2 separate regions of the Homo sapiens genome follow, and region 2 is linked to region 1. The links are chromatin contacts, found by Hi-C in ENCODE. All regions are on one chromosome and are shown on one strand. Each heading gives the region's core, a stretch centred on a gene start or an enhancer-like site at or near the end of the contact. The rest is flanking DNA. Distances are from core to core; before and after follow the strand shown.

Region 1 (3,193 bases), core at 275-2,774:
CGTTTAGGGCACTTAATTTCATGGTGTCAAGGTCTGTTTTTTTTGTTTTTTGTTTTTTTAGAGACAGGGTCTAGTTTTGTCACCCAGTCTGGAGTGCAGTGGTTTGATTATAGCTCACTGCAGCCTTGAACTCCTGGGCTGAAATGATCCTCCCACTACGGCCTTCCAAAGTGCTTGGATTACAGGTGTGAGCCACCACACCCGGCTTGTTTACTTTTCACATGTTCCTTCTTTATTATGAGCTCCCTGAGGTCAGGGAGTGACTTTGCACCATTGCAACTCCAGCACATATATCTGAGCCTGACAGATAGTAGGCACTTCGTTGGTGGAGGATATTCTAGGAAAATGTATGTTCAAAGGCATGCAGGTGTAAAATAGCACGCTTAATCTCCGAACTATTTAAGTAGGTAAGTTCTACTGAAGTATGAGTTTGAGAAGAAAAACTAATTCTCATTGTTTGAGTCACGGACTGTGGGCGAAAAGGTGCCACATTTGGAGAATATGCTCAAAGGGAGCAATAGCTTCCTTTGCTGCCCCAAACGTCACTGATGGTGAGGCTTCTGCTGCACAGGAGCCTGGAGAAGTAACAAAGATCACAAAGGGCCTGCCTTGTACTTGAGGCTAAACATTTGGAGTTTACAATGTAGGTAATGTGAAGTCCTTGAGAGATTGTATTTATTTTTAAACCATCCAGCCCAAAATGTCATGTGAGAGATTTTAAACAGTGAGACTCAAAGGGAAAGTAACGGGCCCGGTAGCATGGCTAACTAATAATAAAACAAATCTCAGCCAAGGGGCCTTTTTATCTCGGGGCCCTTTCCACCAAACTTGCATGGCTTCAGTGGAAACCTAACAATGCGGCAGCGGGGAGGCTAAGCGGCCGAGGTTCCAAAACAACGTCTGGCACCTTCTAAAAGTTTAACAATGAACCAGCCTCTAAAATTAAGGTTTAATGAAACCAAGGCGCTTTCTTTCGTGAAGGAATTCCGTTGGCAACATCTTTGCAGCGATGCCCCGCTTTCTGGAACCCCTCCCTGCCCAGCGCCCCCTTCATTTTAGTCCTCCCCTCACGCTCCCACCTCTCCTCTCCCATTGTTTCGATCTACTCCCGCTGAGGCAAGCTGGGAAGTGTAGTTGCACGCCCTGCTGCCTGAGTCGGTTAGGTAGCTCTAAAAACTCGTAACTCCACAACAGCTCAATGGATTTTCGAGAGGTGGGGTAAAGCCTGAAGGCTCAGCCGGTTTATCCAACGAGCAATCTGGGATTTGCAGTTTCCAGCGCCCGAAGTGCGCCCGCTAGCAGAGAGCTCTTGGACTCTAATCCCGCCCCCTCCCCGAGCCTCGCGCATCCTGATGGCGTCACGCGGCCCCGCGAGGTCTGTGGGATACATAGTAGTCCTCAAGGCGGGTCTCACTCTTGGCCGCTGCAACTTGAGGACTACACTTCCAAGGAGGCAGCGCGGCGCGCCGAGAACCACCCGAGGCCGTGATTGGCTGGTGAGCCGGCCGCACGCGGAGGATCCTAAGGAGCAGCTCTGTTGCGACATAGGCCGAGCAGCGAGGCCCAGTGAGTTAGGGGAAGGGGAGCTGTAGGGAGAGGGTCCCCGCCGGTGAGGGGGAAAGAGAATTAGAAGAGGAAGCAGGGACGGGGTTTGGATGGAGGGCTCTGCGAGGGGGAAGATAGGGCTAAGGGAGAGAAGCTGACGGGCGGGGTGGGGGAGGACCCGGGGGTGACGAGCGTGGAGACTCGGAGGGGACTCACGCGGGCGAGGACGAGTGCGTCCCGGCAAGAGGCTGGGCTCGACGGCCGGGTGATGTGGAGAGGGACGATCGAGAAGAGGCCCGAGACGGACGGGAGGAGGAAGCCCGGAAAGTGAGGCGGCTAGCTGAGTGCGGAGCGCCAAGTTGTAGGGAAACCGGAGACGGAGACCTCCGCTGAGGGGCAGAACCTGGTCCCCAGCCGGAGGCCCTGAAAGAAGGAGCGTTTCCAAAGTGAGGCAGTCCGTGGGGGACTGGTGCCTGTGGGAAGAGATGTTAAGATTAGAAGAGCCGCTGAGAATCGGCATTGGTTTGGGATACCCTGACCAAGTTGGAACAGACGAGGCGGGGGCAGGCCAGGGCATCAGAGGCTTGATGTTGATACGAAGATTCCTGAGAGGGATGGAGCAGGGCCCAGGCATTCTTACTAGTAAGTTTAGGGTTTGGGGGTATCTGTTTGCCTTCCTTCAGGCTCCCTGAAACAACAGTAACCTACCCCTGTGGGTCATCATCATGCCCTCCGACCTGGCCAAGAAGAAGGCAGCCAAAAAGAAGGAGGCTGCCAAAGCTCGACAGCGGCCCAGAAAAGGACATGAAGAAAATGGAGATGTTGTCACAGAACCACAGGTGGCAGAGAAGAATGAGGCCAATGGCAGAGAGACCACAGGTGAATTGAGGGAGGGGTGAGTTGGGGATGGTTGCTAAGACTTAATGCATGCCCCAGCCAGAGTTGGAATCTTGATGCTGGGGGTAGTGGAGAATGTATCTGGTGTCATGCAACTTTTCATGATGAATCAAATCAGTAGAGTTGGAATTCGTGCCACCCTGTCATTGCGCAAGGAAGCCGAAGACGAGGTTCTCACATACTCAGTGGCAAGCGGATGTGAGAGTTGCTGAGCTGCCTTGCTGCTCTATTAGATTGTGAGGAGGGGATCAGTTCCCTGCCCCTTTCTCAGTTTCCATTTCTATGCATGGTGACCAATGTGCCAGGTTCTTTGCTACATTATACAATAAGCTTGTCCTCTCACTGGTGTAGTGGCTCTACCTACAAGAGAGTAACTTATGAGTTGATTTATGGGGTTTTTCCTGGGAGAGAGCTCCCTTTCTGTTATTTATATTTTGGGAAATATTTATTATTTCTCAAGTGCTAGACATGGTGCTATACACTGAGGCACTACCGTCTTCCCTCCAAAAACTTACCGTCTAGACTGGGAAACATGGCCATATGCGGTAAAGACTATTCCAGGCCCTTGGCAGTCCAATCCCAGCCCTCTTCCCTGCCCCCTGAAAACTCCCTAAACAGCCTTCTGCTCCATCCAGACTATTTATTATCTCTTGGATAGTCACCACATCTCTGTCCTTTCACACACTGAATTATAATACCATCATGTTTTTGCTAGCTACATTTGACATTTCTGTCAAGGCCCAGCTCAAGA
Region 2 (3,193 bases), core at 182-2,681, 540 kb before region 1:
TCAGAGCCCTCACTCCTCCCAGCACACCTTGCTCAGTGACCAGCAAAGTGTCAGTTGAAGAATGATAAGGTTCCTACATTTGGAAAGGATCACTTCTTTAAAAAGGCTGCAGCCAGCAGGTCACCATTCTGACAGGCTGGGAAGCATAGTCTCTAGCCAGATGCTGGAAACAGGCACTGCGAGAGTGGAAGACAGGGATTTATGCTGAACAGCGTGGCCAAATGTACATATTCAACAGGTTATAGGAGGAGCTATGAATATTCACAAAGAGGAAGCATAGACATGCATAATTGGCTAATTGTGTGCAGCATGCATCCATGTTCACGCTGGGGTGGAGACTTAACCTTTAAATGGATTACAGTAGGCCCTATATGTCAGAGGGTGAAGCCAAGGATGCGAAGACTGTCTGTGTGCAGCCTCCATAGGCTAGTCAGAGCCACTCCATGGTCAGGGGTCTCTTATCAGGAAGGAATGCTGGTCGGTTGTGTCGAACCTGCAAAAGGAAGGGGCAGCATCAGACAGCTGGTTGATCTCAGGAATGGAGCAAGTCTTTCAAAAGGGCAGGTTTCCATTTAACCCTTGGGGAAGGAAGCCTAATGGTGGTTAGCAAGGGAGGGGGTGTAATGAGGCACATCCGACCTCTCATCCCATTATGGCCGGGAACTCAGTTTTAAGGTTTTTCTGGGGTCCCCGTGGCCAAGAGGGGGTTCTTTCAGTTGGTTAGGGGCTTAGAATTTTAGCTTTATTTCTCAAAAGGTACTGAATTTGGCCTCCGTGGTCCCTAGCAGTGGACACACGCACTCTGGGGCCAGCAGGTTAGGTGCCCACTCTATGGGGTGGGGGTGCACCCTCGGCCATGTCAGCCCAGCACCCCAGCCCCGCAAGCAGTGCCACCTGCCCACCTCGTGTTTCCGCCACACCTCCCCAGATGCGGCTGCAGCATCCGTGCCTTCATGGCCCACAGGTTAGTTTCAGGGGCTGTCACACAGGCACCACAGGCTGCATGGCCTAAGCTGCCCGGATTCCTGTTCCCACAATTCTGGAGGCTGGAAGTTGGAATCAGGGTGTCAGCAGGACCATGCTCCCTCTGAAGGCTCTGGGAGGGCTCTGTTCCAGGCCTCCCTCCTAGCTTCTGGCAGTTGCCCACAAACCCTGGGGTTCCTTGGCTCGTAGATGCGTAACTTCAGCCTCTGCCTTCATCATCCTGTGGCCTTCCTCTGTGTGTGTCTGTCTCTTTTTCTTTTCTTAAAGTGACAGCAGTCAAAGGAGATTAAGAGCCCACCCTACTCCACTGCGACCTCAACTTAAGTGACTACATCTGCAATGACTCTGTTGCCAAATAAGGTCACCTTCTGAGGTTCTGGAAAGGAAATGAATTAGTGGGGGCACTGTCTAACCCAGCGCAGTCTACAACCACAGCATCAACTGCATTCAAAGTTCCTGGGCCATTTTCTTTGATGTTTACTTTCACTTGTCTTCTCTTCTTTGCTTGACTGAGGTTTGTTCACAGCCTTTCTGCCTGGGTTAGTTTCTTCTTGTGACTCTTAAATGCAGTAAAACACTGTAGAAAGCTGCCTGCCCAGCACAGCTGACACAGCCCTTTGGTAAAACCAGATAGCATCATTGCTCCCTGCACTGGGGGGACACCCTCCATGGAGCTTTGGAGCATCTCAGGGGGACAGGAAGGCCACAGTGCATTAGAACTCCAAGTCTGTTGAGGTCTTGCAAGTGGGGATTGGATTAGGAGTGGGTAAGAATCATGACACAGTGGCCCAGGATGGGAAGAAAGAGCAAGGCTACAGAGTCGCTGTTTCTTCAGGCACGGGCTGTCCTTGTCCATTGACTTAGTCCTGGCACCAACTGCAGCCTTCTTGGTCTGTTTGGAAAAATCTTGAAGACTGGCCAGGTGCAGTGGCTCACGCCTACAATCTCAGCCCTTTGGGAGGCTGAGGTGGGCAGATCACTTGAGCCCAGGAGTTCAAGAGCAGCCTGGCCAACATGGCGAAACCCTGTCTCTACTAAAAATATAAAAATTAGCCAGGTATGATGGCATGTGCCTGTAATCCGAGCTACTAAGGGAGGCTGAGGCAGGAGGATCGCTTGAACTCAGGAGACAGAGGCTGCAGTGAGCCAGGATCGTGCTAGTGCACTCCAGCCTGGGCAATAGAGTGAGACTCTATCTCCAGAAAAAAAAAGAAAGAAAGAAAGAATAGGAAGAGAGATCTTGAAGAACAAGAGTTCTAAACTTTATTGATGAAGCTTCTGATTTATTTAAGCTTTGCCGTTGCTAATGGGGTTTTGGTGGGGTCATTGCAGGCGTATTCCCCTTACCTCAAGAATATCCTAAAATTTGGGCAGGAAGTTTGGCCTCATGAATGATGACAAGGGGCTGCATGATACAGCCTAGAAGTTTGGGGGAGTTTAGCTCTCCACAGAGTAATACTTGACCAGTAGGAACTGTGGCTTTGAGGAAGCTGGGCAGAAACCTCCTCCTTGATGATGGCTATGGATCCCCCCACATATAGTTCCTTTCTAGAACCCTCCTGGAGGAGTCCCATGAGCCAAGTGAACATGCTTTCTAAGCTCCCCTGCTCTTTATTCTGATTATTATGTTATTATTTGCAGCTTGTCATGCATCAGCAGCCAGCATGACAACTCATTTCATTGCTGCTTCTCCTGCCCTACCTCACCTTGATCTTAATCCTTGCCTCAGGCTCTGCTTCTAGAGGAAAATGGCTGAGAGAAAAAGGAGGCTGTGGAGAAATGAGAATCTCTGGGCAGCAGCACTTAACTCTGGCTCCATAATCAGAATAAGAGGAACCAGAGCTTTTGGCCAGTTCTTCCTTTGAGCAGGTCTAAGACAGAAACATTTGGTTTCAAAAAAGTCAGTGAGTAATGACTCACGTCACAGAGTGACTTGCCACAGGATTTAACAATTAGCTGGTACTCTTTGAGCCTCACTCACATGCACTGATATCTAAGCGAGTGTGGATGACTACAAATCATGACAGGTGTATTCATTTGGTAGGGCCACTATAACAGCACCACAAACTGCGTGCATTAAACAACAGAAGTTGGCTGGGCATGGTGGCTCACGCCTGTAATCCCAGCACTTTGGAAGGCCAAGTCGGGCCAATCACTTGAGGTCAGGAGTTTGAGGCCAGCCTGGCCAACATGGTAAAACCCCATCTCT

The links. A loop is a pair of places that touch in the nucleus more often than their neighbours do. Pooled maps may share reads with other maps.
Region 2: a pooled map shows a loop between it and region 1 (4-fold over the local background). The contact joins the enhancer-like site here to the promoter of ABCF2-H2BK1 in region 1. A Hi-C loop is called at or near these places in 2 of 168 maps with a recorded cell type or tissue (chondrocyte and gastrocnemius medialis) and 6 of 50 pooled maps.

What each region holds. Positions count from the first base shown.
Region 1 is chr7:151,225,536-151,228,728 of GRCh38, reverse strand. ABCF2-H2BK1 (ABCF2-H2BK1 readthrough) reads left to right here and starts at 1,524. Exons shown (of 17, transcript NR_160983.1): 1 at 1,524-1,566; 2 at 2,229-2,424. ABCF2 (ATP binding cassette subfamily F member 2) reads left to right here and starts at 1,524. Exons shown (of 15, transcript NM_007189.3): 1 at 1,524-1,566; 2 at 2,229-2,424. The coding sequence starts at 2,271. RefSeq lists enhancers at 1,348-1,427, 1,538-1,587 and a silencer at 1,688-1,747.
Region 2 is chr7:151,767,474-151,770,666 of GRCh38, reverse strand. The region is part of intron 3 of PRKAG2 (protein kinase AMP-activated non-catalytic subunit gamma 2); the gene reads left to right. Among named protein-coding and RNA genes, the nearest start is that of PRKAG2-AS2, 37 kb to the left of the region's middle. Within about 2 kb of position 1,431, at least 3 of the 41 ENCODE cell types and tissues checked have a DNase peak (open chromatin) inside an H3K27ac peak, as active enhancers do.